Linked DNA regions of Mus musculus: regions 2, 3, 4, 5 and 6 are each linked to region 1. Evidence: chromatin loops called from intact Hi-C (ENCODE). Cell type or tissue: heart. All regions are shown on one strand. Each heading gives the region's core, and the rest is flanking DNA. Links, peaks and the distances in the headings are about the cores only.

The links. Peaks named below come from ENCODE experiments on the same cell type or tissue, not always from the same donor. Only the 100,000 strongest peaks of a DNase experiment are listed, where the experiment ranks them.
Region 2: a loop joins it to region 1, with 3 times the contacts of the local background. A loop is called at or near these places in 13 of 42 quality-filtered maps.
Region 3: a loop joins it to region 1, with 6 times the contacts of the local background. A loop is called at or near these places in 12 of 42 quality-filtered maps.
Region 4: it touches region 1 in a loop (9-fold over the local background); 37 of 42 quality-filtered maps call a loop at or near these places.
Region 5: it touches region 1 in a loop (7-fold over the local background); 10 of 42 quality-filtered maps call a loop at or near these places.
Region 6: it touches region 1 in a loop (4-fold over the local background); 9 of 42 quality-filtered maps call a loop at or near these places.

The regions. Positions count from the first base shown.
Region 1 is chr4:41,048,516-41,053,481 of GRCm38, reverse strand. It overlaps Gm25637 (a small nuclear RNA gene), which reads right to left and starts at 3,262; the gene lies at 3,156-3,262. In heart, for the core only: a CTCF peak has its summit at 2,625 (motif pointing left); a DNase peak (open chromatin) is centred at 2,521; H3K4me3 peaks cover 440 bases; H3K27ac peaks cover 1,066 bases.
Region 2 is chr4:41,272,925-41,277,890 of GRCm38, reverse strand. Ubap2 (ubiquitin-associated protein 2) reads left to right here and starts at 2,756. Exons shown (of 29, transcript NM_026872.1): 1 at 2,756-2,851. In heart, for the core only: no CTCF peak of the experiment used is centred there; a DNase peak (open chromatin) is centred at 2,490; H3K4me3 peaks cover 2,446 bases; H3K27ac peaks cover 2,012 bases.
Region 3 is chr4:41,223,919-41,228,884 of GRCm38, reverse strand. Ubap2 (ubiquitin-associated protein 2) reads left to right here. Exons shown (of 29, transcript NM_026872.1): 6 at 1,609-1,686; 7 at 2,551-2,605. Among named protein-coding and RNA genes, the nearest start is that of Gm24837, 15 kb to the right of the region's middle. In heart, for the core only: CTCF peaks have their summits at 2,324 (motif pointing right) and 3,279; no DNase peak of the experiment used is centred there.
Region 4 is chr4:41,116,969-41,121,934 of GRCm38, reverse strand. It overlaps Nol6 (nucleolar protein family 6 (RNA-associated)), which reads left to right. Exons shown (of 26, transcript NM_139236.3): 5 at 1-156; 6 at 349-483; 7 at 570-724; 8 at 808-928; 9 at 1,153-1,211; 10 at 1,296-1,397; 11 at 1,546-1,661; 12 at 1,751-1,928; 13 at 2,059-2,181; 14 at 2,374-2,522; 15 at 2,623-2,698; 16 at 2,912-3,052; 17 at 3,169-3,286; 18 at 3,363-3,517; 3 more. Among named protein-coding and RNA genes, the nearest start is that of Nol6, 4.9 kb to the left of the region's middle. In heart, for the core only: a CTCF peak has its summit at 2,804 (motif pointing right); a DNase peak (open chromatin) is centred at 2,894.
Region 5 is chr4:41,163,177-41,168,142 of GRCm38, reverse strand. All of the region lies in intron 1 of Ube2r2 (ubiquitin-conjugating enzyme E2R 2), which reads right to left. Among named protein-coding and RNA genes, the nearest start is that of Ube2r2, 30 kb to the right of the region's middle. In heart, for the core only: CTCF peaks have their summits at 1,682 and 1,893 (motif pointing right); a DNase peak (open chromatin) is centred at 1,862; H3K27ac peaks cover 287 bases.
Region 6 is chr4:41,385,535-41,390,500 of GRCm38, reverse strand. Ubap1 (ubiquitin-associated protein 1) reads right to left here. Exons shown (of 7, transcript NM_023305.3): 5 at 3,144-3,326; 6 at 2,304-2,405; 7 at 735-1,820. The coding sequence ends at 1,680. It also overlaps a transcript of Kif24 not described here. Among named protein-coding and RNA genes, the nearest start is that of Ubap1, 39 kb to the right of the region's middle. In heart, for the core only: no CTCF peak of the experiment used is centred there; DNase peaks (open chromatin) are centred at 1,660 and 2,570; H3K27ac peaks cover 519 bases.

The DNA of each region.
Region 1 (4,966 bases), core at 695-4,694:
CAGTTGCCTTCACAATTCTGTTCTCATAACTGAACAGCAAGAGCGTTATCCTCTGGGCCTGATTCATAGGCGCAGAAGCAGAGGCTGGAGGCTGGGATTCAAATCTAAATCAGTGTGCAAGGAAGACACAGAGGAAGCACTTCATTGCAGGGCAGAGAGCGAGAGAGAGAGGTGCTGGCTCTCTCTCTTTCTCTCTCTCTCTCTCTCTCTCTCTCTCTCTCTCATACACACACACACACACACACACACACACTCCAAAACCAAACAACTAAATAAACAAAAATAAAATAAAGCCAAATCACTACATACATAGTAAATAAATAAAATGCAACTAAAAACCAAGAACTTTGCCAGGTGGTGGTGGTACACACTACCTTTAATCCTAGTCACCAGGAGGCAAAGGCAGGCAGAGCTCTCTTGAGTTGGAGAGCTGGTCTACAGGGCAAGTTCCAGGACAGCCTGGGCCACCCAGAGAAAGTGTCTCAAAAACAAAAACAAAAACAAAAACAAAAATAAGCAAACAAAAACCCTCCCCCCCCCCCAAAAAAAAACCCAAAAAGAAAAATATAAGAATTTTGGAATTTCAGGGCATGTAGCTCAGTAATAGAGCGTTGGTTATTTTTGTTTGTACTTTTTGGGGAGGGGGGTGGTTAACAAAAATAGTGCCTCTGATAAATCTCATTTGCCATGATACTGCCATTTTGCAAAGGTTTCTGTGCTTTTTGTCTTTATCTTTATTTATCTTTTTTTTTTTTTTTTTGGTTTTTCGAGACAGGGTTTCTCTGTGTAGCCCTGGCTGACCTGGAACTTACTTTGTAGACCAGTTTGGCCTCGAACTCAGAAATCCGCCTGCCTCTGCCTCCGGAGTGCTGGGATTAAAGGTGTGCGCCACCATCGATACCTGGATATTTGTACTTTTTAAAAAAGAAACCACATTTTTAGTGTGTGTGTGTGTGTGTGTGTGTGTGTAGGTCAGGAGACAACCTGTGTAGTGGGAGTTTTTTTTGGCTGTTCCACTTTGTGCTCCCAGCTGGTTGCAGGCACTTACCTGCCCAGGAGCTATCTTGGATCTGCAGATGAAAGAACACTCTACAGGATGTGGCAGCCCTACACGGAACCTATCCCTAGGAGAAAGGGCTCCAGTGTGTCTTCTCTGTGCCCAGCTATCTGCATTGGTCCTGTCCAGACTAGTGCGATTCATTGTTCTAATCCCTCCCTCCCTCCTGGGCCCCGTGCTGCTGTCCCCCTACCCCACTCTCCACCTTGGAACTCCCTGCCTCCAGCAGACACCCGCTTCCATCTTGTCAGCTCTCCCAGGTAACCCTTCGCAAACACATGTCTCATCGGCCCCTCTACAACACCACTCAGTGTAGCTAGCGACTGGATCCATAGCCTCTGGGCAGCCCAGGGCCTAGGTTCCCATCTCCCTCCACCTATTCCTTCTTAGTCCTCCCTAAGGTCCTAGCCCCTGGTTACCTGCTCATTCTTTGACTGGGCCCTCCTCTGGAGTTTGCCGGAAGTTCAGGGCCTCGGGGATATAGGAAGTAAAGAAGCTCTACCGTGTTCCTTGCTTAGGTCCCTTTAGAGTCTGCTTGGCTCTTAGGATAGCATTGAAAACCAGGTAAAGGGCTGGAGAGATGGCTCAGCGGTTAAGAGCACCAATTGCTCTTTCAGAGGTCATGAGTTCAGTTCCCAGCAACCACATGGTGGCTCACAACCATCTGTAATGGGATCTGATGCCCTTTTCTGGTGTGTCTGAAGACAGCAATGATGTACTCATATACATAAAATAAATAAATAAATAAATCTTTAGAAAAAAAGAAGACAGCCAGATTAAAAAAAAACAAACAACAAAAAACAAAACAGGTAAAGCGTTTCATGGTAACCCCAGCCCATCCTGCACCCTCCGTAAGCTGGTCTCCGTTTTCAGGTTAGGTTTTCACAATCCTGGGTTGAGTCAGCTTTAAGAGTCATTCACTTCCTCCCTGGCTGAATCTTGGAGGATCTGGTTTCCACGTCACCTTTTCTGGAAGACTCTTGCCTCTCTAGACTGATATATTCCTATTCTCTTTCTAGTCTAACAGCCAACTTCTGGCTTCAGATAAGATCCTAGCTTTATTGATTTGACTCAGAGTTCTTCTGTGTTGCTCAGGCCATCCTCAAACTCAATACATCTGCCCCCAAGCCTTCCAAATGCAGGGATCTTGTGTGCACCTCCACACCCAGTTCCATAGCTCTCCCCCACCCAAGAAAATGTTTCTCTGTGGCCCCCTGGCTGTCCTAGAGCTTGTTCTGTAGACCAGGCTGGCCTCAAACTAGGAGGTCTGCCCGCCCCTGTCTCCTGAGTGCTGGGGTTAAAGGCGAGCACCACCATCCCTCGGCCCATAGCTCACTCTTGAACTCATCTCTGACTGGCGACAAAGACAGGTGTGTCCCTCTTTTTCAGGGTGCAACTCTCCTTTCCTGGAAGAAATGCAGCAGTCTGAACCCGCTTAGTGTCTGCTACGGAGCGAGCCAGAACCTTTAGCTGCTCTGGCTACAATCACGAGCTCTGGAAGGGTTGTTTTGGCAGAAGGATGTGGACGACTAGGAAAGTTCCAGACATGGCCCGGTCTCTGGCGCCCTCTAGAGGACAAAGTTTCCTCTTTATTCTGTGCTCTGGCGCCATTGTTTTTTCTTTTCTTTTCTTTCTTTTTTCTTTTCTTTCTTTTTTCTTTTCTTTCTTTTCTTTTCTTTTCTTTTCTTTTCTTTTCTTTTCTTTTCTTTCTTTTCTTTTCTCTTTTCTTTTCTTTTCTTTTCTTTTCTCTTTTCTTTCTTCTCTTCTCTTCTCTTCTCTCTTCTCTTCTCTCTTGTCTCATCTCTTCTCTCCTCTTCTTTTTTTTCTTTTTTGTTTTTTCGAGACAGGGTTTCTCTGTGTAATCCTGGCTTTTCCTTTTTCCTTTTTCCTTCTCTCTCCTCTCTCCTCTCTCCTCTCTCCTCTCTCTCTCCCTCTCCCCTCCCTCTCCCCTCCCCCTCCCCTCCCCCTCCCCTCCCCTTCCCCTCCCCTCCCCTCCCCCTCCCCATAGTTCTGGGTTAGTTTTACTTCCCAACACATGTCCAGTCTCCAGAACATTAAAAGGAACTGTACCAAAGCTCAATTAAAACAAAATTTACAACAAAATATGGAACACTTAAATTTATGTCATCCTTGTGCAGGGACCACACTAGACTTCTCTGTGTTTGTTCCAATTTCGGAATATGTGCTGCCAAGGGGAGTGAGCACCTCTTTCTTTTTAAAATTTATTTATTTTTTCAAGATTAGAATTTCTTTGTGGAGCTCTGACTGTCCTGAAACTCACTTTGTGGACCAGATTGGCCTCAAACTCAGAGATCCACCTGCTTCTGCCTCCCAAGTGCTGGGCTTAAAGGTGTGCAACCACCATAGCCCAGCCAGTGAACCGCTCTGCCCATTCTTTTAGTTTTTTGTTGGTTTCTTCTTCTTCTTCTTCTTCTTCTTCTTCTTCTTCTTCTTCTTCTTCTTCTTCTTCTTCTCTTCTTTTTTTGAGACAGGGTTTCTCTGTGTAGCCCTGGCTGTCCTGGAACTCACTCTGTAGACCAGGCTGGAACTTAGAAATTCTCTTGCCTCTGCCTCCTAAGTGCTGGAATTAAAGGCGTGCACCACCATGCCCGGCGTCCATTCTTTTAATACGGTGCTCTCATACTGGGCAAACTTTTTATAAACTAAGCTACTTTTCTTTTTTAAATATTTATTTATTTATTTATTTATTTATTTATTTATTACAAGTACACTGTAGCTGTTTTCAGACACACCAGAAGAGGGCATCAGATCTCATTACAGATGGTTGTGAGCTACCATGTGGTTGTTGGGACTTGAACTCAGGACCTCTGGAAGAGCAGTCAGTGCTCTTAACCTCTGAGCCACCTCTCCAGCCCCTAAGCTACTTTTCTTAAGTCTGCCCATACTGGCGACTCCCTGAAATTGTTTAGTGACAGCAATAGTGGTTTCACTTGAATGGAGGTGTGTGTGTGTGGGGTGTGTGTGTGTGTGTGTGTGTGTGTGTGTGTGTGAGAACAGGCCTCTGCAGGGTGGTGGCCACGCCTTTCAAGCTCAGTGCTCCAGAGGCAGAGAGGCAGCTCCAGAGGCTGGCCTCTGACTTTGAGGCCAGGGTTCTTTACAAAGTGAGTTCCAGGGACAGCTAGGACTAAACAAAGAAACAAACCAACAAAAACCCTACCTTGAAATAAAATAAAGCTGGGGTTTCATATAGCCATAGCCCAGGCTGTCTAGTCTAAACTTACTATGTAGTGGAGAATGACCTTGAACTCCCGGTTGTAGGCATGTGACTCTCGTCTCTGAGTCAGACTCTGACTGTAGAGCATTGTCTGGCCTGGGACTCACTCTGTAGACCAGTCTGACCTCATTTCCCCTGCTTTCCAATGGTGGGATTTCTGTGTAGTGATGGCCTGAGTTTTCTAGGCAGTTCAGGCTATGCTCAAACTTGTATTCCTCTTGTCTCTGCCTCATGGGTGCAGGCTACAGACACCCTGTTCAGTGATCTCTAGAAGACAGTCTCACTCCCATACAAGGCTTTTGGACAACCACATCTTATAACTTCTCCCATCGAGGTACTGTGTGCGTCTCCCTGGGCTTCCTGCCTATCACCCACCTCTCGATGACAGGCACCCACCCTCATGCTTTGGCACTGCAGCCCCTGCTGACACGTGCATGCCTGCCTGTTCTTCCTGGCCCCACCGGGCCCCTGAACCCAGACAAACCATTTGGCTGCAGGTGGTCTTCAGCTCCCTCTGACCTCACCCCCATAGTTGAGATCCCACGGCTGCCTTGAGCCAACAGCCCCGTGCTGGGCTAGCCTGGTTTTTCTCATAGAGCCTTGGGCATACTTTTCCTAAGATAGGCAGTGTCCAGAAGACAGGACCTGGAATGGGGGCCGCAGGAAACCAGGTC
Region 2 (4,966 bases), core at 513-4,512, 220 kb before region 1:
TCCTTCCCTTTCTTTTCTTTTCTTTCTCTCTTTCTTTCTTCCTTTCTTTCTCCCTCCCTCTTTCTCCCTTCTTTTCTCTCTCTCCTCTCTCTCTCTCTCTCTCTCTCTCTCTCTCCTTTTTTTCCTCTCTTCTTCTGCTGAGACAGAGACTATCTGTGTAATCCTGTCTGTTTTGGAACTGGTTCTGTAGACCAGGCTGGTCTTGAACTCAGAGATCTGTCTGCTTCTGCCTCCCAAGTGCTGGAATTAAAGGTGTGTGTCATCACTGCCTGACTAAGTCTTTGACTTTCAATAGTGGATTAAAACATTTTTTAAAAATCTTTGATTTTCTCATACATTTCTACAAAACAAGAAAACATAGAGACTGAACTGACCCAACACAATGTTAGTAGGTCACTGGCCAAGAAAGATAAGATAGATCTACACATGGATAATCAGGATAATACGTTCTTTTTGTTACAGGTACAGCCTGAGCATTCTGTAATTCAGGCAGAAAAACAAAGGTTTCCCTTGAACTGGGCCGGACTGTTTAAATTTTCAATTGTCTAGCCAAGTAGGTTAAAGAGATCAAGTCTATTAGTAACTAGCAAATTAGTAATTAGCACTGAACCCCCATCAGTATAAGAAAATTCCCTTTCCATCTTGCTTAAACCAGCTGCACCTTACCTTATGGGTACAAATAGGGTTTGAACATAATTTTGTTTGTTGAGGGCTTATTGTTTACCAAGCAGACATTTTATATAATCTCTTTCTCTTTCCTGGGACAGGTTTCTCTGTGTAGCCCTGGCTGTCCTGGAGCTTGCTCTGTAAACTAGGCAGCCTGCATCTGCTTCCTGGGAACAAAGGCTTACACCACCACTAATTAACCTCTTAATTCCAACGTTGTGGATGTATCTAACCTAATAAGCTACACATAGACAATAGCCACATAATCACATTTTATTATGTGTGTTCTTTTGTTTTTGTTTTTTGGGTTTTTTTTTGTTTTTTTGGTTTTTCAAGACAGGGTTTCTCTGTATAGCCCTGGCTGTCCTGGAACTCACTTTGTAGACCAGGCTGGCCTCAAACTCAGAAATCTGCCTGCCTCTGCCTCCCGAGTGCTGGTTTATTATGTTTAAATGTATAATTTTTAACAAGATATAGCTCAGCTGTTTAGAGCAATTGTCTTTCCAGAGGATGTTGGTTTGATTTCCAGCACCTAGAATATGGATCATAACTATCTCTAACTCCAATTTCAGGGGACCCAATCCCATGTTCTGACCAGGCATGTATGTGCTACATATATACATACAGGTAAAACATCTATATATATATGAATGGTATATATGTATATATTTGAAATACATATTAATCAGGCATGGTGGGTGACTCTTGTCTATAATCCTTGAAATACCACCATTTGGGAGACCAAGGCAGGATGACTGCTGAGAGTTAGCGGTCACCATGTACTGCACAATAAGGCTAGGTTAGTCTGGGCTGGAGTTAAAGTGTTTTAAACATCTAAAAAAAAATTATTTATTTAATGTATGTGAGTACACTGTGCTGTCTTCAGACACCCCAGAAGAGGTCATTGGATCCCATTACAGATGGTTGTGAGCCACCGTGTGGTTGCGGGGAATTGAACTCAGGACCTCTGGAAGAGAAGTCAGTGCTCTTAACCACTGAGCCATCTCTCCAGCGCAACATCTATCTATTTATTTATTTTTTAAAGATATGCTAGTGATTAATCTTTATTTGAGTCGGCCTGTGGTGTCACGTGCCTTTACTCCCAGCACTCTGTGAGTTTGAGGCCAGTATGGTCTACAAAGCAAGTTCCAAAACAGGGAAGCCCTGTCTCAAAAAATCAAAAAACAACAAAACTCCATTACTTTTGCTTAATCTCCTGAGGTTAACATCTTTACTAAGAGGTGGATCAGGTAACTTCTCAACAAGGAAAACCTGATTTAGGTTTCTTATGCCAGAAAATAACTTTTCCTTTCCTATTTGCAAAACCGGTCCGATACTAGTAGCCTTTTGGGCTAGAACACCTCTAACATCCCGTTGGCGTTCAAGGAATGGTAGTTGTTTCCTGCAGAAGAGAGTTGGGAATGCAGAAAGCAGTCCACATTTGACTACATTGAAGTCTCGTGGCCTTCAGCCGAGGACGTTCTGGGTGTCTGGCTCAGCAGCTGGCGGTTGGCGTTTTCCCGCGCAGAGGGCAGGGCGGAGCGCCAGCCTCGCAACGTGGGAGCTAGACCCACTCTCCGCCAGAACTACACCTCCCAGCAGGAACCACGCTGGTTCGCTTGGCAGGTGGCACCCATTGGTACTAACTCGGAAGCTAGCCATAAGATGCTCGAATAAGTCAGAATCAGGAGTTGTACTTAGGAGCACGCTGAGAAAAGGCGGTCGTAGAGAGTGCCTTTGCCGCGCAGCACTCTGGGAGTTGTAGTTCGCCCTCAAAACGTCTAGAAGCCAGGCTTGCTTTGAGTGGCTGCACCATGTCACGTGACGAAAGAGCCGCACGCATCGAGCATCTTGCAGTGTTTCTGAGGTCATCATAGCGCGACCGCACGCTTTAATAGTGGGTTCTCTATAGGCGGCGGATAGTACGACCCTGAAATTCTGACCACAAGCAATGTCACCATCTCCGCCGCCTCCACATAGTTCCTCTCGCTCAGCTCCCAGAGCTGTGTTAGCCAGCCGGGTAACCCCGTTCAATCTTCAAGTACTGGCTCCACCCTCTCCCGTGACGTAGGGATCACGTGACGGGCAGGGCCGCCTCTGCCGCCGCCGCCGCTTTGTAAGAGGCACATTGGCAGGTAACGAGCGGCGGCGGCGGCGGGTCCCGAGTCCAACGAGAGCAGCAGCGGTAATTGTCACCCGGTCCCCTTCATCCTGCCTCCCAGGGCCCTGAACCTTGCAGTGTATGCTTTCTGGACCTGGGCTAAGGTCTTCTGAACTCCCAGCCCCCTTTGGGATGCCCCAGCGTCTACTCGGGTGGATCGGGCCGAGCTTCCCTCGCTGGCTTCATGTTTCCGTAGTGTGTCCAGGCCTGAGCACTCTCTTTCCTCTCCCGCTCAGGTTGCCCTGTGCTTCCTGCTCCACCCCCCACCCCCCATCCTAGTTGGCCGGCCCCACCCAGCCCCAGGGGGCGCCTTCCCCTCCCCCCCCTTTGGGTTTTTATCCTGGAGGGTGTGGTTTTCTCTCCCACCTCGGTCCCTGCACGTTGGCAGGAGCTCCTCCGCCACGCTGTCGCCCCATCCGGACCACCTTTCAGCTTTCTAGTCTGGCGCCTGTCCTGGGACTGGTCTTAGTGCCCAACTTCTGCGCTCTAGTCTCTCCCCACTTAATCTGAAGGCATAGTTCAATTTTACTACTTTTCATTACTGTGGTCTTTGGTGTTAGTTGAAACTCTGTGAGTTTCCTCTTCATGCCCTATTGAAGTCTGGTGGTGTCATAGTTTATTTATTCTTTAAGGTGAGGTAAGAGTGCTTGTGAACTGTAAAGCGTTGTTAGAAATTCAAACAAATTCTTTAGCCTGGTGCGTTCCAGCTCAGTTTTCCTAGTCAGCTCTCCCACCTTCCCCCCTGCATTTTCAGGTTTAGTTACCCAGGCATAGTCAGCTCTCCCACCTTCCCCCCTGCATTTTCAGGTTTAGTTACCCAGGCATGTCAACTGTCACCACTTAGGATTCGTGTTTTCTCTTTGGGTTGGTCTTGGAAGTCTTCCTGCAGTTTTTTGCTTTAACATAATCTCGTAGTTTACTACCACTAATACGCCTTTCTACTTTATTTCCAAGGTGCATAGTCTGCCTACTCTTTACTTTTCTCCAGCAATTGTGTACAGTAACAATTGGAGCTTTTAGGTGATTCTATGAGGTACCCAGAGATCATTTATTTGAAGAGCATGCCTTTTTTTGGGAGGGCGTTTTTGAGAGAGGGTTGCACTACCTAGCCAAGGCTGGCTTTTAACTTGAGAGCCTCTTGTCTCAGTCTCTCTAGCTCGCTCGCTCGCTCGATAGTTTTTACAGGGTTTCTTCATGTTACAACCTTGGCTGTCCCCCACTTGCTTTGTAGACCAGGCTGGCCTTGCACCCATAGAGATCCACCTGCATCAGCCTCCCAAGCACTGGGATTAAAGGCATGAGTCACCATGCACCTCTTGCTTCAGTCTTTCTATGCTGGGATTTCAGTTTGCATGGATTACAGTCAAACACTACTGTGCCTGGTTACAATGATCTCTCTCTCTCTCTCTCTTTCAGTGAATAGTGTTTATATTTATATCTTCTATTGTAAAGTTTTTAAGCTTTTTTTTTTCTTTTTTTTTCTCCTATTAATGGGCATGCTAATACGCCCTCTGAATTGTTTATTTTTGTTGTTGTTTAGTTTTTTTTTTTTTTAACCTCCCTTAAGTTTTTCAAGAAAGGATCTCTGTGTGGTCCTGACCGTCCTAGAACTTGCTCTGTAGACCAGGCTGGCCTTGAACTCAAGAGATTGTCTCTGCCTCCCGAGTGCCAGGCTTAAGGGCATGAGGTACCACCATCTGGTGCCTGTTCTTTTTTTAAGAGTTGGTTTTTCAAATAACCAACACTAAAACAGTAAATAAACCAACAGAGGGGAGGTGGCTATCATGCCTAAGTTCTCCTGTAGTGTAGCTTAGACATCGGGATGGTTCTTTGGTGTGCTCTTTACCTAGTTTAGGAGAGAAATTCTACTCTTTGGAGGTGGTCCAATATATCTTGTCTGCCTTCAGGGCCTTTTGGCTAGGGCCCTTTTCCAGTTGCTATGAGATTTGTCTTACTGGGCAAAGGTTTAGTTTCCCATTCTACACTTGATTGCTGTCATTATGTTCCTGCCTGATTTTTCCTACTTAGGGGTCATTTAAGTTCTGTAATTGATCCTCCCCTCACTCCCAGTGGGTGACCTTTATGTTTCCCACACTTCTGACCCCTCCCCCGTTTGTTTCCTTGCTGCCTCTGACTTTC
Region 3 (4,966 bases), core at 699-4,698, 180 kb before region 1:
AAATTTTAAAAGTACATATATATTTTATTTTCATAACGGGTGTGGGTGCACATGTCATGGTGTACATGTGGGGGTCTGAGAAAAACTTTGGGGTTGACTTTTTCCCTTCACCATTTGGGTCCTGGGAGTGAATTCAGGCTTGGCAGGAGCCCTTACCCACTGAGCCACCTCACCAGCTCTATTTTTAAATGAAGGTCGATTGAACAATAACATCAAGATCGAGAAATGAGTATTTAAGTAATAGAAATGTATAGTTTGTGCTGGGGACTCACTCAGGGGCCTTTGCTTGGGCTTTTATTTGACCACACTTCTAGCACTTATAAAATACTTGGTTTTTATTGTTTTTGAGACAGGATCTCACTATGTGGCCTTGGCTGCCCTTAAACTTCCTGAGCTTTGCCAGCCCTCGGCACCCAAGTGCTGGGATTAAGGGGTGGGCCACCACACCTGGTCTCAATAGTTTAGTAATGTTTGTTAGAACTTGTTCTGGGGAGAAATAAAGTTCAGAAGCAGGTGAGGATGATGGGAAGGGATAGGATAAATTTAAATTTGTACTGCAAATGAAGCCAAGCTCATGTGAGCTAAGCAGCAACTAAAAAGTGGAGTAATGATATCAATATCTATTGACTAGTTTTTGTATGGATCTATTGGATCCAGTATGAATATGAGAAACAGAAGTCTGTCCTTGCCTTTTCTGGTAGGATGCTACAAAGCCTGTCTCTTACACTTTACCTTTTGTTCTGTGATGTTTATAGATAGCATTGTTTTGTAGTAAGTGTTGGGTTTTAGTACTTATTTATAGAAAATTTATTTTACAGGAGGGTACATGTAGACAGAAAGTAAAATGCCCATGCTGTATACTGTTTTAGTCATGGTCTGACTGACTGCCCTGGAGCTTGCTCTGCAGACCAGGCTGGCCTCAGAGCTCTCGCCTCTGTTCTGAGTGTTGGGATTAAAGGACTGTGCCACCATGCTCAGCACCATGTGATTTTCATTTTAGTCTTCTATCTGGGATTGCATCTGGTGCCATTCAGGATTTTGTTCCACACCACCCTCCTTCCTTCCTTCCTTCCTTGAGCTTTATTGTAGAAATGCAGAGAGAAAGTAAGAGAAAGAGAGAGGCCAGCCATGGCCATGTGGAGAGAGGGTGGAAGGGAGAGAGAGAAAGAGAGCTGAGAATAAGAAAGGTGAGACCTTAAGAGCTCTTTTTCTTTTTCTAAATACTAGGTCTGATTATGTGGTTCATCTGGCCTTGAGCTTGAATTCACGATTCTCTTGGTTTTGTCATCCTAGTGTTGGATAAGCCTTTGGTCATGTGCTTCTAGATTTGTGCTACTTTTTATTCATCATGATTTCTAAATGTTGTTTACATTTTAACTTCTTTTTAACCTTTTTTTTTTTTTCCTTTTTGGCTTTTGAGACAGGTGCTCCCTCAATATGTAGCCCTTGTTTGAATTTAGACCAGGCTGGCCTTGAACTTGTGGGATTGCAAAGAAGAGTGTTGGGTTTTTGATTCTTTCTGTGCATTTTGATCTTGGTTTTGTATCTCATAAGTTTGGTAAGAGGTTTGAAAATGAAAAGTTGACATGTTTGCTTTTTCTTCTTTAGTCAAAGGTGAAGAGAATGGGATTGACTGCAGCCAAGGAGACAAGCCTGCGGAGCGGGGCAAGCGGGCCCGAGGCAGAGGTGAGGGGGGAGGAGGACCAGGCCAGCTGCTGCCACCCTGGCTATTAAGGATGATTGGAAATGCAGTATGAAGGAGTGTTCTCTAAGATGGCTGAGAAGGAACCCCTTAGATTATGCCCGGTTCTTTTGTTTTTACATTTTGCTTTGGTTTTGTTATTTTTGGTGCTGAAGGTTGCCTGTCCTTGGTAAGAATGGCTCCATCCCTGAGCCATCCCTCAGATCCTGGATTATGTCTGTCACTTTGAAGAATCCTTTTGGTTATTTTCAGATGATTTGTTTAAGCCACTTTTATAATCAGTTATAGTGGTGTACAGATGTAATCCCAGCATTTAGGAAGCTGAGACAGAGGTATGATATACATGGTTACACTACCAACAAAGCAAGGAGAGCTTATTATTTATTTGGGGGTTTGGGGTATTTTGTTTTCTACACATAGTTTCTCCATAGCCCTGAGTGTCTTGGAACTTGCTCTGTAGACCAGGCTAGCATCCAGTTCAGAGATCTGCCTGCCTCTGCCTCTGGTATTAAAGGCGTGCGCCACCATTGCCAAGGCATTATTTATATTTTAAATTGTTTTATCTGTGAACGGTTTGCTTGCATGTACATCTGTGTGCCATGTGTATGCAATGCCTGTGGGGGCCAGAAGAGGGCATCAGATGCCCCTAAGAATGAGTTAGCTGCTTAGCTGCTTTTTTTTTTCTTCTTTTTTAAGGAAAAAAAAAAAGGCTCATACTGTAGTCTGTGATTGACTACAGGTTGAGAAGTCACCCTGTAGCCCCAGATTGGCCTGAAACTCTGCTTTATTTAATCATTATATATACATGTACAAATACAATTATATTCTATAATTGTGTTTTGTTAAAGGATTTGGACGTGGCAGGGGCAGAGGGACAGGAAGGTTCTCCGCTCAAAGCATGGGGTAAGTCACAGCCATCCCACTGCTGTAGGTGCTTCCTAGTTGTTCTGTTTTATCTGCCTTTGACCTGCCTGTACTTTATCCCAGCTAGAGGTGGTTGTACTTCTGAAGGGCTTTCTAACCATAGTGAAAATAGTGTTGTTGTTGCTGTTGCAGTAAATGCTGCGTCAGCACTGAAGCCTCTGCTCCGTGCAGTTTGCTTGGATAACTTCATTGGTGTGCATGTGCTGCACAGTGATGCTACATCATCCTTCTCTCTAACCTGACACCCCTCTCCTTCCTCATGAAGTTACTAACATGTCTGCGGACACCACATGTTCCCAAGGGAGTAGGCATATGTGCATAATGTCCTCGGCTGCCAGGTTGAAAGCCACTTACAGATGCGGCTAAATCTAGCTATTTAACATGAAGTGTTTATGTGAATGATAGTGTTGTCCTGAGTGATGGTAGTGAATGCTGAGCATTCTAGGTAGGTGTTAGAGTTAGCTACTGTTATGTCTAGTTTTTCTTTCTCTTACTGTTTCTTTTGTGCATGGCAAGACAACTTGAATTTGGAACCCTAGCCTTAAACTCATAGCATTTCTGTTTACTTATGTTCTTATGCGTGCATTGTAACATGGATGTAGCCTGTGAATCCTGACAGCTAGTTCTTTTATTTCTGAACCATCTCACCAGCCCCCTCTAGTGATAATACAAAGAAGTGTGAACAAAACATTTCTTTAGCTATATCCATATATGAAGAATATAATTCTACTCAAATCCACAGTTGGGGGTGCTGGAGAGATGGTTCATCAGCTAATAGCACTTGCTGCTATTGGAGAAGTCTTAGGTTTGGTTCCAGCACCCAGGCCTTTCATCATGTCTTACAGCCATTTGTAACCCCAGTTCCAGGGAATCTGATGCTCTCTTCTGGACTCTGGGCAGGCAGCATGCACATGGTACATATATGTACATGTAGGGAAAACACAGAAAATATAAAGAGTTTTAAAGTTCTTTTGGTGTTATGACAGACCCTTCCTTAATCCCAACACTAAGGCAAGAGACCAGCACATTTTTGAGTTCAAGGCTAGCTTAGTCTACAAGCAAGTTTCAGGACAGTCGAAGCTTCAATTCTGACACAAGAAGGAGACACGTTTACACTTGATGTATTTGTTCTCATTGGGACTTTTTTAAAATATGCAGTTTTATGTGTGGGCTTGAATGTATGTTTGTGTGCCATGGGCATGAAGGGGCCTGTGAAGCCAGAAGAGGTTTCCTAGGAACTTTTGAATTCCAGGCCATTTTGAGCTTTCGAGTGGGTACTGGGGATGGAACCTGTCTCCCAAGTCCTGCAAGAGCAGCAAGTGCTCTTAACCACTTTGAACCTTCTCTCTGGTCCTTTCATTGGACATTTTCAATGGTGTTCTTTCTAGACTGGGAAGGCTTCCAGGTCTTCATAACTTTTCAGGATGCCAAAGACTATATTGTAGAAACTTGAAGACCATTTATACAAAAGTAGGTAGATGATCCTAAAGTAACGTCTGTTGAAGATATGTACGCTTGGCTGGCGATGTAGTTGATAGAGTGCCTCCCTAGAACAGGCAAAGAAAATTCCGTCCCCAGCATACCATAAAACTGGGAATGGTGGTATAAACTTGTAATACTTGTAAACTTGAGGTATCCACTAGAGAAGACCACTAGGACACAGCTCAAGCCAATAGAAACTTTTATTAGTAACTACTCCAGGTGTTTGAGACTGAGTTGTAGCCCTGAGCATTTCTCAGAACGGGCTTTTAATCACAAAACCTACATTCCTGGGTTGACACACTTCAGTTAGCCAGAAGTGGAACTATAGGAGCCAAAGAGCAAGGTCACTATATTTAGGGACTTTCCCCAAAGCAAGATGGAGAAGGTCTTCTTTGTTCTTCTTTTGACAGGTGGTGCTGCCTATGTGCTGAGGTACCCAAGGCCTGTGTTAAGGTCTGGGAATCTATTACAGTATCAGAAGTTCAAGGTCATCTTTAGTTACAGCGTTCACAGATAACCAGGGATACATGATACAGACCCCATCTTCAAGAATGATAAGGCTCACTCATGTCTTTAATCTTAGTACTTAGGAGGTAGAGGCAGGCATATTTATGTGAGTTAGAGGCTTGTCAGTGCTACATTGTGATACCCTGTTTAAAAAACAAAAATGAAAACATTCAAATCACTGGACCTAAAGGTTAATAAAGGTCCTTGTTACCAACGCTTTAAAGTTCTGTCCCTAGGACTTTTAAGGGTAGAAGGAAAGTGTGCTGTAGTACATGTGAGTAACTAAATAAAACAGTTTTGTATGGGGTTGGTTGGGGTGTCACAAGCCTTTAAACCCAGCATTTGGGGGCT
Region 4 (4,966 bases), core at 332-4,331, 69 kb before region 1:
ACAAAGACGGGCTGAACCAGCGTTACTTCCGCAAGCGAGCCCTTTACCTGGCCCACTTAGCTTACCACCTGGCCCAGGATCCCCTCTTCAGCAGCGTACGCTTCTCTTACATGAGTGGATGCCACCTGAAGCCCTCGCTGCTGCTGCGGCCACATGGTGGGAGTCACTCTCTGGGCTTAGTGCACAGTATGGGATGGTAAATCTGGAGGGGGCCATGAGGTCTTCAAGTCTGGAAGCCTCGAGGCCAGGAGGTCAGAAGTCATGGGTGCCCAAGTATGAGGGGGTGCTAAGGGGACCCACTCAGATTTTAGGAGTTGTAGAATCTCACTACTCCATGTCTCTACCCAGGGAAGGATGAGCGCCTAGTTACTGTGCGCCTGCTTCCCTGCCCTCCCTTGGACTTCTTCCGTCCCTGCCGCTTGCTGCCAACTAAGAACAATGTGCGCTCTGCCTGGTACCGAGGGCAGAGCTGTCCGGATTACGGTGAGCAGGCACTGGTGCTGAAATGTGTTGGTGGGCAGGGGTTTGGTGGAGCCTTCTCTTCTAATAGTCTCCATTTGTTTGCGTAGAGCCGCCTACCCCCCACTATAACACCTGGATCCTGCAGGATGTAGCTCTGGAGACCCACATGCACTTGCTGGCAAGTGTGCTGGGCTCTGCCCAGGGCCTGAAGGATGGCGTGGCACTTCTGAAGGTTTGGCTGAGGCAGCGGGAACTGGACAAGGTGAGTTGTGGGTGGCCTGGTTTCCTCGCCTCTTTGTGGGAAGGGTTGCTCCTGAGCTCAGTCCAGTCATGCTTCTCTTTCAGGGCCTGGGTGGATTTAACGGATTCATCATCTCCATGCTGGTTGCCTTCCTGGTATCTAAACGAAAGATCCATACCACCATGAGCGGCTACCAGGTCCTGAGAAGTGTCCTGCAGTTTCTGGGTAAGGTAACTAGAGTGGACAGGCCAGGGGTTCCGCTTGTCCCCGGGGGTTCTCTTATTCCACCAGAGCTCCGTTAGTTTCTTGTCACCAGACAGAGGAGAAAACTGAGTCTGAGGCAGGCAGTTGTAGCCACCCAGGCTGAGGGAGGCAGGGAGGGTATCGCTGTGGCCAGGTCCCAAAAGGACCTTCTAATACAATACCTACCTTTCTCTGGTTCACTCCAGCCACTACCGATCTGACAATCAATGGAATCAGTTTCTCTCTCAGCTCAGATCCCTCCTTGGTGAGTTAAGTAACGTGGGCAGGTATGTGCTAATGGGCCTGCAGGTAGACCTCAACCCTGATTGGCTTCTCTCTGCCCCTCCAGCCCACCCTGGCTGAATTCCACCAGCTTTTCGCGGTTGTGTTTGTGGACCCATCAGGCCGCCTCAACCTCTGTGCCGATGTTACAGCTTCCACTTACAACCAGGTACCAACAGGTCCTCCTACTCCCGGATCCTCCATACGTCTCCGCTCAGGCTGCCGTGCCTGTGCCAGAACGGCAGAAGTAGACCCGGGCTGCGAGCCTTTCAGCCAGCGAGGGTTACAGCTGTGTTTCCTCCTCATCCTGTGCCCAGGTGCAGTACGAGGCAGAACTGTCTATGGCGTTGCTGGACAGCAAAGCTGACGATGGATTTCAGCTGCTGTTGATGACTCCCAAACCCATGATCCAGGCTTTTGACCACGTTGTCCAGTGAGTTTGGGGTGGTGTAGGGTCACAAGGGAGGAGGAGTCACGGACCTAGTGGGTTCTCATTGGTCCCCTTTGCCCTGTACCCTCCAGTCTCCATCCACTGAGTCGCCTGCAGGCATCCTGTCACCAGCTAAAGCTTTGGCCAGAGCTGCAGGATAACGGAGGGGACTACGTTTCAGCCGCTCTGGGCCCACTAACCAACATTTTGGTGCAGGGTCTGGGGTGCCGGCTGCATCTGCTGGCTCACTCTCGGCCCCCAGTCCCAGAGGTGAGACCCTGTAGACTGGGAAGTTGGCTGGATATAGGGTCCAAAGGGACCCACAGCGTGCTGCCCAGCTGGTTAGCCTCCAGCAGGCTTGGGGCCTTTGGGTTGACATCAACCTGTTTACATCCTACAGTGGAGTATCAACCAAGATCCCCCGAAGCACAAGGACGCTGGGACCCTGACCCTGGGATTTCTCTTCCGGCCCGAGGGACTGACCAGTGTTATTGATCTTGGCCCAGAGGCTGACAAGCCTGAGGTGTGAAACCCCAGCCTGCCCGTGGGGAGGAGTGGGTGGAGCTTCCTCACGATACCTAAGTTGAGGCCTGTCTGCAGTGCTTGGGATTGAGCTCAGGGCTTTGGGCACGTTATTAGTCCATCCCTCTATCACTGAGCTACGCCCCAGCTCATTCTTTCTTGGCCTCTCTTCCCATCCTTTGCTTCTCTCCAGGCTGCTGATTTCCGTCAGTTCTGGGGGACCCGCTCAGAGCTCAGGCGTTTCCAGGACGGAGCCATCCGGGAAGCTGTGGTCTGGGAGGCAGAATCTTTGTTTGAGAAGCGTCTTATTCCTCATCAGGTGGTCACCCACCTCTTAGCACTGTGAGTATCAGCGTCTTCACACCAGGAGGCTGCTGTGGTCAGGGCAGCCATTTTCGGTAGGCATAGCCCCTGACACCCTCATTGTATCTGTGTTCTTCAGCCATGCTGACATCCCAGACACCTGTATCCAGTATGTGGGTGGCTTCCTTGATGCATTGATCCAAAACCCCAAAGAGGTAAGAGCCTGGGGTCTAAGCCAGTGATTGCGGGGTAGTTAGTGCTATGGCAAGACTGGATGGAGAACCCTTTCTACCCTAGCCAGGTTGCATCTCCTAGTGTCCAGCAGGGGGCGCCCCGGTCCTGCCATAGCCTGAATCATGGCAGCATCCAAGGTGGTGCTGGGGTTTCTTAAGACCCAGACTTCCTCCTGAGTGTCTTCTCTTCATCAGATCTCCAGCACGGGTGAGGAGGCCTTGGCGTTGGCTGTGCGTTGCTATGATGACCTCAGCCGCCTGCTCTGGGGGCTGGAGGGTCTCCCACTTACTGTGTCTGCCGTTCAGGGGGCTCACCCAGTGCTGCGCTACACAGAGGTAAGGTGCAGGGGGGCAGGGAGTCCTTTATGGTTAGTGCCCCCACTCACACCTGCCCCATCCTCCCATCTCTGGGCTGTCCCTCCCTCTCAAAGTCACTGTCCTGTCTTCCACAGGTTTTCCCTCCAGCTCCAGTCCGTCCTGCCTACTCCTTCTATAACCGCCTCCAAGAGCTGGCCTCACTGTTGCCCCGGCCGGATAAGCCCTGCCCAGCCTATGTGGAGCCTATGACTGGTAAGAGGGTCCTTGGGAGAGAGTGGGGAAGGCAGCAGGCTGCGGAATCAGATCTCTCACCCCTTCTGTTCTTCAGTGGTTTGTCACCTGGAGGGCAGCGGGCAGTGGCCTCAGGATGCAGAAGCGGTGCAGCGGGTCCGAGCCGCCTTCCAGCTGCGCCTGGCGGAGGTGCTGACCCAGGAGCATAGACTACAGTGCTGCGCCACTGCCACACACACGGATGTCCTCAAGGTTAGGCTGCTACAGGGTGAGAGATCACCACAGAACAGGCTCCAGGGACATCAGGGGCTACAGGAAGATAACTGTCGGTCGTGGTCTGCGGGGCCAGGGATCCAGGTGGCAGCGCACCCCCAAGTGCTCTTGACATTCATTTCCTTTGCCACATCTCTCCACAGGATGGGTTCGTGTTTAGGATTCGAGTGGCCTATCAGCGGGAGCCACAGATCCTGAAAGAGGTGCGGAGCCCCGAGGGCATGGTCTCCCTGAGAGACACACCTGCCTCCCTCCGCCTTGAGAGAGACACCAAGCTGTTGCCTCTGCTCACCAGTGCCCTGCATGGGTAAGGTTACATTCGTGAGCTCTTCTTGGATGTAGGCCTCCTGCCCCCATTCTGCTTACCTGGCTACCAGATTCTCTGGAGGCCAGGCAGCATAATACCTCCCTTGTGAACTGGTAGTAACATTAGTAATAACTTCCGGGCGTTTGCTAGGAGAGCATGGGAGATGTGTACCCCATGTGGGCAGTGCTGGGCAGAGGCCGAGCGACTGGCGGTAGGTCCATCCCTATGTGGGTCTCTCTGAGTTCCCAGGTCTCACTGCCAAGGCTTCCTCCCCCAGACTCCAGCAGCAGTACCCAGCCTACTCGGGGGTGGCTCGCCTGGCCAAGCGGTGGGTGCGTGCCCAGCTTCTGGGTGAGGGCTTCACTGACGAGAGCCTGGATCTGCTGGCCGCTTCACTCTTCCTGCACCCTGAGCCCTTCACCCCTCCCAGGTAATGACCTGGATGCTTTCCTCGCTCGGGAAGTTGCTCTAAGTGATGCAGTCTTTATTCTAACTGGGGGAGGGTGGCGAGTACACGATAGAGGGTGTTTTCAGATGCTTCTCACTGAGGGGTTGGGGACATCAGGCCTCAGATTCTTTCTCTTTCTATCTGCTCAGCGTCCCACAGGTTGGCTTTCTTCGGTTCCTTTACTTGGTATCTACCTTTGATTGGAAGAACAACCCTCTCATTGTCAACCTCAACGGTGAGCTGACTGGTAAGTGGTAGGACTCAGGTCAGACCACTGGAAGAACTTCCCTGTGTAGATGGCACAGTAAGCAGGTGAACACCCTGTGAGTTCGTCCAGGAAGCCTCCTAGATCCCAGATGTCTAAGCCTAATGGTCTGTCTTGGGGAAGAGAATTGTCAGATGGAAGAGGCAGAGGCTATATCAAGTCTGGCTTAGAGAGCTTTGCCTATGTGGTCCATGATAAAATTACTACTCAGGGCTGTGGAGCAAGGGGAGAGCAAAGGAAAGCTTCTTGAATTCTAGGTGAGAGTCTTGTGTGGGGAGCCAGGAAGTTAGACTGTGCCTGCACCTGGGAGGTGGGATTGTTGGTTTCCCATTGTAACCTTAGGAGCTCTTGGGTCCCAGCAGAGAGCAAGGTGTCAGGTTCCTAATTCTCCACCAGGTGTGTGAGAGC
Region 5 (4,966 bases), core at 355-4,354, 120 kb before region 1:
GACAAGACATGCCTTTAATCCCAGCACTTGGGAGGCAGAGGTAGGAGGATTTCTGAGTTGGAGGCCAGCCTGGTCTACAGAGTGAGTTTCAGGACAGCCAGGGCTACGCAGAGAAACCCTGTCTCAAAAAACCAACCAAAACAAAACAAAACAACACCTAAAGCCCTGTTCTGGCCTCCATGAGCACCTGCACACACGTGATGCATATACATACACTTAGGCACACAGGTAAAATAAGTAATCTTAAACAATAAAATTTTTTTTGAGGCTGGAAGCATAACTCATTAGCACATTTGAGCTCTCTCTCTCTCTCTCTCTCTCTCTCTCACACACACACACACTCACTTGCATTGTGCACAACACTGTAATTTTTTCCAAAGAACTAAGCATATGTCTATGTACCACATGCACACAGAACCCAGAAGACCCAGAAGACGCAATCAGATCTCCTGGGAATGGAGTCACAGATGGTTGTAAGATGCCATGCAGACGCTAGGAATCATACTCAGGTCCTCTGAAAGACAAGTCAATGCTCTTTTTTTTTTTTTTAGATTTATTTATTGTATGTATTTGAGTACTGCCTTCAGACACACCAGAAGAGGGTATCAGATTCCACTACAGATGGTTGTGAGCCACCATGTGGTTGCTGGAAATTGAACTCAGGACCCCTGGAAGAGCAGCCAGTGCTCTTAACCCCTGAGCCATTATTTTATTTACTGATTGTCTTAGTCTTTAATTCCCTGATTTGCTATGGAGTCATGGCTGGTCTTGAACTCTTGATCCTCTCACTCCCACATCAGAATTCTCAAGCCATAGACAGATCACAAGTGTTTGCAACTATCACCAACTTGGAAGACAGCATTTTTAAAACTGAAATATTTAGCTGCACAGGCATGTGTCTTCAGGCTTGTAATCTGTCTGAAGTTTTAACATTTGGTACATGTGAAACCCTGGGGTAGAGTCCCAGTGAGAGTGTGTGTGTGTGTGTGTGTGTGTGTGTATGTGTGTGTGTGTCTCCCCCCCACCTCTCCTTCTTCTCTCGCCCTCCCTCCTTCATTTTTTTTTTTTTAATTTTGTTTTGGTTTTTTTCAAGACAGGGTTTCTCTGTATAGCCCTGGCTGTCCTGGAACTCACTTTGTAGACCAGGCTGGCCTCGAACTCAGAAATCCACCTGGCTCTGCCTCCTGAGTGCTGGGATTAAAGGCTCGCGCCACCACGCCCGGCCCTCCTTCATTTGCTAATTTGAAGAAACATAGGAAATACTTTGGACATGATTTTGGAGACTGACCCTACAGCCACATACATGTCGGGCAAGTACTCTACCACTAAACTGTATTCTCAGACACCACGTAAAATTTAAAAACTTTTTTATCTTATTTAATGTGTATAAACATTTTTGTCTCGAATGGGTATGTATGTACACCAAATGCAAGCCTGATGCCCAGTGTGAAGCCAAAAGAGGACATCAGATCCTCTGGAACTAGAGCTACATATAACCAGTTATAAGCTTCCATGTTGTGCTGGGGAATTGAACCCAGGTCCTTGGCAAGAGCCAAGGACTCTTAACCACTATGCTATCTCTCTCCAGGCCCCCAGCCTGCCAACTCTTGAATACAAAGTAAAAATCACTGAGTGAAGAGTTAACACATCTACCCATCTTCACTCCAGTCCTCACAAAGTCAAGGCCTGGAAACAAAATCTGTCTTCGAAAGCAAGAGGTAGAGAAGGCCTTTTGCGTCCTCAGTATTCTCCTGGACCAACCCTCCAGGATTTTGACAAAGAACCTGGCATCAACAAACCTCACATAAAAATGCTGCCAAAGCCTAGAAGTCTTAGCCAGCTACATCTGCCCCATTACCATTTTTATAATAAGGTAGACCATGGCCACCAGGTGGCAGCAAACTCTCTCCAAGATCAGATCAGATTTAGATGGGAAGGATTTCCTGAAATTCCAAGACAAAAATATCTCACATTTTGTATAAATTGTTTAACTCCACTTATCCCAGTCTGGTGGAACATAGATACCACCCATCATATAACCATCATTCTAGAATATGATGTTCTGGACTTAATACTTGTATACTGTTATATATAAAATAAAATAAAACAAAATTATGCCAGCTTAATATGCGTGCAATAGACTCACATAGGTGCATTCTTGTAATCAGAGCTGTCAGAAGCTGAGTCGGGAACTCTGAGTTCAAAGCTATCCTTATTGCAGGGAGGATCTTATCTGGGGGCCCGCAAAGGGGGCTCTGGCTGTGAAACAATGATAGACTAAGCACTTGCTGCAAAATCCTGGGTGCAGTTTCTAGCACTGTAAAACAAACAAAAATGTAGGGGGTGGTTCTGATGCTAAGGTCCTGTTCCCCAATTGGTTCTCCATAGATCAGTAAAGATGCCAGGAGCCAGTTGCTGGGCAGAAAGAAAGAGACGGGACTTCCAGGAACCACAGGCAAGCTAAGACACTCAGGAGGAGGAAGAGAGCTTTTGCAATGTTTCAGAGGGAGAAAAGGCCACAGCCATGTGAGATCTAGGGTGGAGTGAAAAGTTGAGAACAGATTTAGGATGCTGAGCTAAGAAAATTGGGAAGGGCAAGCTAGCTGTGGGAGATCAGAAGCACCTAGCAATTGAGCCAATAATGCAGGCTGAAAATAAGTTTGTGAGTGTGTGTGTGTGTGTGTGTGTGTGTGTGTGTGTGTGTGTGTTTTATCCACAGATCCAAGGGAACCTTGGTGGGGCTGGTAGAGTAGTCAGTCCACTCAGAGCTTAAAGCCGAGTAGTAAAAGATACATGGAACAGATGGCACACAATGAGGAAGGCAAGAATCCACTATTAGTCTAGGATGGTATACCCACACTCAAATGATGTAAGTCTAGGAAGAGGGAAGAACTGGTTTCTCAACAGAGCAGAGCCCAGTTATGGCTCCAGCTAGGAAAACTGGAACAAAGGAATACAGCCACAGCCAGAGAGAGCTGAAGGGGAGAGGCTGGGAACTCCTGCTGTGCAGTCAGGCTGTGACCAGGAAGAAGGCAGTGAGAGACAAACAAAAAGAGCAGCCTGCTTCTTACAAGCAGGTAATCAAAGGATAGACTTTTAACATTTGATTTACTTGTCTTAAAAGATAGAAGGGAATACAGATTTTGCCCAAGCCACGTGGGAATTTCTTCCTGCGGTTCAGAACTGATACAAAGAGCTTAAGATTTGAGGCAGAAAGCCAGATAGTAGATGCAGCAAATATTAAGCTCCACAGAACAGCGGAGGTAGAGAGAATGAGTGAATAAATGCTTTAAAGATGTGTAAAAGTCTTGCCAAGACAACTTCTAGGGATCTTTGAATGTGGCTGACACAAGATTTCTATTGATTGCTTTTGCCAGGTATGATATAAATAGAGCCTGGAAATAGGTGCATACAGTAAGCAGAAGGAAATTTAAAGTTAATTACAGAGAAATGTATGCCTCAATTGTTTTTCATTGAGGCATATTGATCTTAAAAAATTAGATCATCTGGGCGTGGTGGCGCACGCCTTTAATCCCAGCACTTGGGAGGCAGAGGCAGGAGAATTTCTGAGTTTGAGGCCAGCTTGGTCTACAGAGTGAGTTCCAGGACAGCCAGGGCTACACAGAGAAACCCTGTCTCGGAAAAAAAAAAAAATTATATCAAAGGCAGAGAATAGGTTGCTTAGCCTATCTTAAGACAGTAGAAATTTAGGCCTTGAGAATTATATAGAGAGAGCCTGGAAATAGGCCCATACAGTAAGTGGACAGGAATATTAAATAATTTAGGCCTTGATCTCATGAAGACACGAGACAGCAAAAACACTGACTCGTTTAATATTTGTTTAGATTGCTTTTATCTACTTTGAACTGTTTTATTTATCAAAATGAGTATGGTTTTGAGTTTAGTAGTTATACTAAAATCCCTCTGGGAGAGAGGTCAAGCTAAACAGTTAAAGATTTCCAGTTACTGGACCAAGGACTTGTTAGTCTGGAAGAAAGTCTCTGCTTTTGTGTTGACAGGAAAGGAGAAGAGGCTTCGGACTCCAGAGTGATATGGATCAGATATGACGGGGAGACCCCCTCAAGAACTAGAAAAATTCAAGAGAAACAAACAGGACAGGTAAAGGGTCATCGTGCTACCCTTCACAGGGCATGAATGAACACTTATAATTGGTTATTGATAAAATTAACTCATAAAAAAGACAGCTGTCTACCACCTGCTCAATCAAAGAACAAAACTTCATCCTTAACTGATGTGTGCACCCTGCACATTGCATGAGAAAACCTTAATGGTCCTAAAGTTTTGGTTGTGAGGTTCCAATATTACAGAATGCCCAGCTTTGCTGAGGTTTGTCCTAAGGTACTGAGCTGACCTGCCTGCCCCTGCTCCTGGTTGCTACACAAAACAGCTCTGGGACTTGCTGCTGATTCTAGGCCATCTCACCTCATCCAACCTTTCACACAGACCCAGTCAGAACTCCAGTCAAGCTCCGACCGAGCCTTCCAAACATGCAGAGACTGGATAACAGATGCGAAAGGTAACTTTAAGTCTATCCAGTTTTTCTAATTTCCCTCCCCTCCCCACCCCTCTAGAGAATTTTTTTTTTTTAAACAGTGACATCTGAAAATCTTTTTTTTTTTAAAGATTTATTCATTTATTATATGTAAGTACACTGTAGCTGTTTTCAGACACTCCAGAAGAAGGAGTCAGATCTCGTTATGGATGGTTGTGAGCCACCATGTGGTTGCTGGGATTTGAACTCATGACCTTCGGAAGAGCAGTCGGGTGCTTTTACCCACTGAGCCATCTCACCAGCCCATAGAGAATTTCTTTTCACCCCTATTCAGCAGGAAGAAGCTATGGAGAGTCGCCAACCCAATTCCCTGGGCTTGGGTGTCTGTTTATTTTACAAATTATAGACAGTCTGTCATTTTAAGAGATAATTTGGAAATGGTCATAATTTTGG
Region 6 (4,966 bases), core at 967-4,966, 340 kb before region 1:
GCCAAGATAAGCCAGGTGTGACACTGTTCATGTGTAACCCCAGCATCTGGGATGCTGAGGACTAAATTCAAAGGAATTAGCCGGGCAGCAGAGGATTATGGTCTAAACCTGGACTATAGTGAGGTCTGGCTCTATAAAAGAGCTGAAAGGCTTGTCTGGCAGCCACGGGCAGTGCTTGAACTGACCACCAGATGGCAGCCTGTTCCTAGCTTAAGGCCTCTCACATAACCACTAAAAATCAGAGGCCATTCCCAACCAAGAACACCAAAAGGATGTGGGATTCTACTAAAGATAAGTACTAGAAATTTTAAGGATGAACTGTCAGCTATAGGAGCACCACTGAGAGCCGGGGAAGCACTTTAACCTTGCCTGTGACTGGTAGTAGTCACAAGCAAAGGGACTTGACTTGTCATATTTTAAAGGATACCTCAAAACCTGTATACCCCTTCTCCACTTTAGCAAGAAAGCATATACCCTTGTTCCACAGGCTGCACTAGACCAGGTTTAGAGAGTCTGTATTTATAAAACAAAAAAAAACCAAAAAAACAAAAAAAAAAAGATGAGACAGGATGGCCAGCCTCTGAGTCCCATAGGCCCTCAGTGGGAAAAGGATACTGATATGAAAGGGACAACTAGGCTCTGTTCCAGGCCAGAAATGACTGTGCTACCCGTAATCTACCCACTGTCCTGAGTCAAACCATTTTTCAAAATAAAGAGGTTAAGGCAGCATGGCATACCTTTTAGATTTTTATTAGTAGTTCTCTGAAGAATCAAAATAGTTAGCAAATTACTTTAGATTCAAGACTGTATTATATCCTTTGTATTTAGATCTTTAATATTGTAGAACATAATACAAACAAACCAAAGAGACTGGTTTCTATGCCTAGGTGTTATTCATTGTGTCATCCTAAAGCAGGGCTGGAGGAGGCTGTTCAAGAACTGGGGGTTAGTGCTGAGTGACAAGTCGTGGCCTGTTTTCTCACCCATGTGCTGGAAAGGGCCAATGATACTCAAAACTGACAGCTTCCTAGCACAGGGGCTCCAATGCCCCGGGCAGCAGAGGATTATGGTCTAAGCCAAAAGAAACAGTCTGGACAGGGGCAAATGGGAACTGCCTGGCAGAAGAGGCAGACTTTGCCCCATGAAGAAAAGTGCATCTTTGTACCGCAGAGACACTCCAGAACCAGTGTAACACTAGGGCTGTCGGGGAAGGCGGGCCCAGGAAGACCCTCTCAGTTGCATTCCACTTGGGTTAGAGCCCAGTCTGACAGTGGTGCAGCAGAGAGGAGAGGAAAGGATCTAGCCCCAAAACAGCAGCAGTCTGCTCCTCCTGTCTTCCCACTCTTCTTGGTAGCCAGGCCAGGTTTTGGCTGAGAACATTAGAGACCCCAGAAAGAACCAAGTATTCCTTCTGAAAGCCCAAAGTGGGAAGGACACTTCTCAAAACACAGGTATGTTTAATATGGAAGGAACCAATAGAGAGCATATATGCCCAAATCTTCCTACTTTCCCCCAGCTCAGGCCTGGGCTCACAGAGACTAACAAGTGTCAACTCCACATCCGACCTTCTAACCCCCAAAGAAAATCTGGAAGCATGTCCCGTCTTCCCCACAAGTGAGCTGTGCAGAGCCTCCTTGGGGAATGGTGGTGCTGTGGCAGGGCCGTAGCAGGGCCAGGTCTCAGCTGGCTCCAGCCCGGGCCATGAGGTCTTCCAGAGCATTGTCCTGGTCATTGTTGTGTAATAGCAAAACTTCCTTAATGTCTTTCAGTTCAAAGCCCATTTCCTTAAATTTGCTCATTAACTGAAGAAACTCCATCATCTATGGGATAAAGGAGAACAAATTTTTTTCAGAAAGAGTTGAGCCACGCAGAGCAGCTGAATGTAGGTGTATACTGCAGGTGAAGATTCTGCCTCCTTCAAGCAGTCCCATGGGTCTTTAAGGTTCCCTCGAAAGTAACAATTCACTTGCTGACCTCTGGACGAGCTCCTGCCCACATGAATATTCCCACCAAGACAAAGTATTTAACCCCTAAAGTATGCTTTCTAGATAGAAGGGAAGGCAAAAAGACTATCAACAGTCACTGTCTTCCAAAAGCCTGGCTTTTAGCGCAACTCTACTTCCCCTTCCTATCACTGGGATTCAACTCCATGTTTTATCTATACTAAATGCAAGACTCCTTGTCTGGACACTGGAGTCTGTCTTTGACTGCTTCTGCCTACAGTGACTAGTAAGAAAAGGCAGTGCAGGGGCCAGGGAGTACAGCAGTCAACTCTGCTCCTGTGAATGCATAAAGGTTCTTACCTTTTCTTCTGAACACTGGTGCATTTCCAGAGCCTCTTCCACTAAAAGAGGGTCAAAACCCTTCTCACAAAGCTGTCCGTGTGCAAAGAGATAGTCGAGAATCTAAGGAAAGAAACAAGGCTTGAGCTCCTCCTGTTACTCCTGAGTCGAGAGCTTTAGACCATCTGTGTGAAGCTGCCTCCCTGTCCCTCCCCAGTTATCAGGCCCAGACTGCCTAGCACAGCATAACCTCAATAATGACTTGGTAAACAAACCGGCACGCCCTTCTAGAAATGAGCAGCCACATCCCAAAGGAGGTACTGTCACAGCTGACTCAACCCAGAAGATCAGCTCAGCCAGAGTAGGATAATAGTCTTCTAGAAAAATACAGTGCATGTCAGAAAATGTCCCCAAGGCAGAGGACTATAGTATGCTATTCACAGCGTCCTGCACAGCCATGACAAAAGTTTCTAGAGGTAAGCCGAGTAGTGGGATATATCTGTAATGCTAGCGGTCAGGACTGAGTCCAATGCCAGCCTCAGCTACCTCAGTTCGGAGCAGCCTGGCCTACACAAGACCCTATCTCAAAAAGAAGTGTAGATCTAACCATATGCTCAGTTTTGTACTCTCTAGAGGTACAAAGGGGTGGATAATGACAACAGATCCAGCCCTCCCACCCCCCAGGCTTTCTCAGACTCTCAAGGACTACTGTTCAACTTCTGGTCCCTGATGATAGCCCAAGGCTCCACATACCCACACGGGAGGAGGCTGGAGTTGCAGGCACTTGAGGACCTCAAGATCACAACTCTAACTTGAGGTCACCATGCTCCCCCACCCACACCTTACAGACCAGCACCTCACCTGCTCAATATTCTCTCCTTTCTTTCTCATGGCTCTCAGGACACAATCATATGAGTAGCCCATGTTGACTACTGTCTCTACACATTGCCGCTCACTCGGAGACAGTGCCTGCAGTTCCAAATAGGCCTGGGGACAGCTAGGCATGTTGGGCACTTGTGACACTGAGAAATTTAGAGGGGTTACCTGACAATAGAAAAACAAGATCACGGTAAGATGAGTTGAGGCCCAGGTTGCTGTCCAGGCATTGTGGGTTGGAAAGAAGAGAGGTACTGAGTACCAGCCAAAAAGAAAAGCTAGGAAACACCAGCAACCCTTGGAGCCCTCACCCGCAGTTCCTGCATGTTCAGACAGCACATGCTATTCCATGCCCTGATCCCTGTAACTTGAAAATCAGTTCTGAGTCTGAACCTACCTACAGAATGAATGTTTGAGGGCTGTGCAGATTTCTCTGTGTCCTTTCATTAGCCCCTAACTCTATTTTGGTTAAGACTCAGTCACTGCAGACATTGCTACTCTGTAACTGACTATCCTAGTCTCACTCTTGCCTCTCACTGGTCATGGCTAGCTCAGGGCCTCAGGATTTTGAGGGCACTTACCTTTGCCTCATACCACATAACTTGGCTTCATTCCCTGCTAAAGCTGCTGTCCTTTGCAGTGAAGATGGAAGGAAGGAGTATTAGCCATACTAGGCTAGACTCCTAGGCAGTCTACTGCATGGCTACAAGCATGCTGCTCCCTGCCACCGGACCTCCCTAGTATCACCTGATTGGTTCACCTCTGATAATGAAGCCTAAGGCACAAAGGCAGCTCAGCTCACTCCCAGGCCACAGGAACAAAATTGCAGGCTTCCAAGAACCAAAGAAAACATTTTATAATTTTCCTTGTTTCCTTTTTAAGCAAGGCAGTAAGTAGTCAGTCCTCTGTCCTAAAGCAAGTTCTGCTATAACCGCATGTTCTCAAACTGAAGAGAGCCAGGAGGATCACAGGCATGTAGGCTGACAGCTTCCACTGAACTGTGTCACCTGTAACATACTCTAAGCAGTCCATTCCTAGGGGCTTCAGTAGGCTACAGCAGCCATGGAAGATCAGAAGCTAAAGCAGTCTAGCCACTTTGCAGACTCAAGATTATATGGCCCTTCTCAGGAGCAGACTCTGTGTGGACTCAAGACACAGCTTCCTAAAAAAGTAAAGGCAGCTCTCACATGAGCCCAGCCAAAATGCCAGGACTATTCTTCCACCATGTGTACTTCTCCCTTTAAAAAGCCCCATGAACACCTGCTAGAATGTGGGTATATGTTTCTAAATTACACACACTTTTAGAAAGTGCAGTCCCCTAACAGCTGTGCTTTGGGAGTATTTTGTCCTTCAAGTAAGTGTGGCTGAAGGAAGGCCTGATAAAATTCTTTGATCTAGTTGTATCTTTGTGAATATTAAAATGCAAACCTTTAGGCTAGAGAGAGAGCTCAGCAGTTAAGAGCATTTATTTGTTGCAGAGAAAACCTGGGTTTGGTTGCCAGCATCCACATGCTAGCTTAAAACTATCCATAACTCCAGATCCAGGGAATCTGACACTGCTGAACTCCCCAGGTACTAAGCATGCATGTGCTATATATAAAGTATGTATGTAGGCAAAACATTCATATACATAAACCTACAAAAACATTTAAGCTTATCTCTATATATAGTCATTTTCACATCATTTGTAATAAATATTAGAGATAATGTAATAGCCAATAAGGTATTATAATAAAGTCAGTTAGGTAGTTTTTGTCTCACTATGTAGGCCTAGAATTCTCATTCTATTAAGTAGACTAATCTGGCTT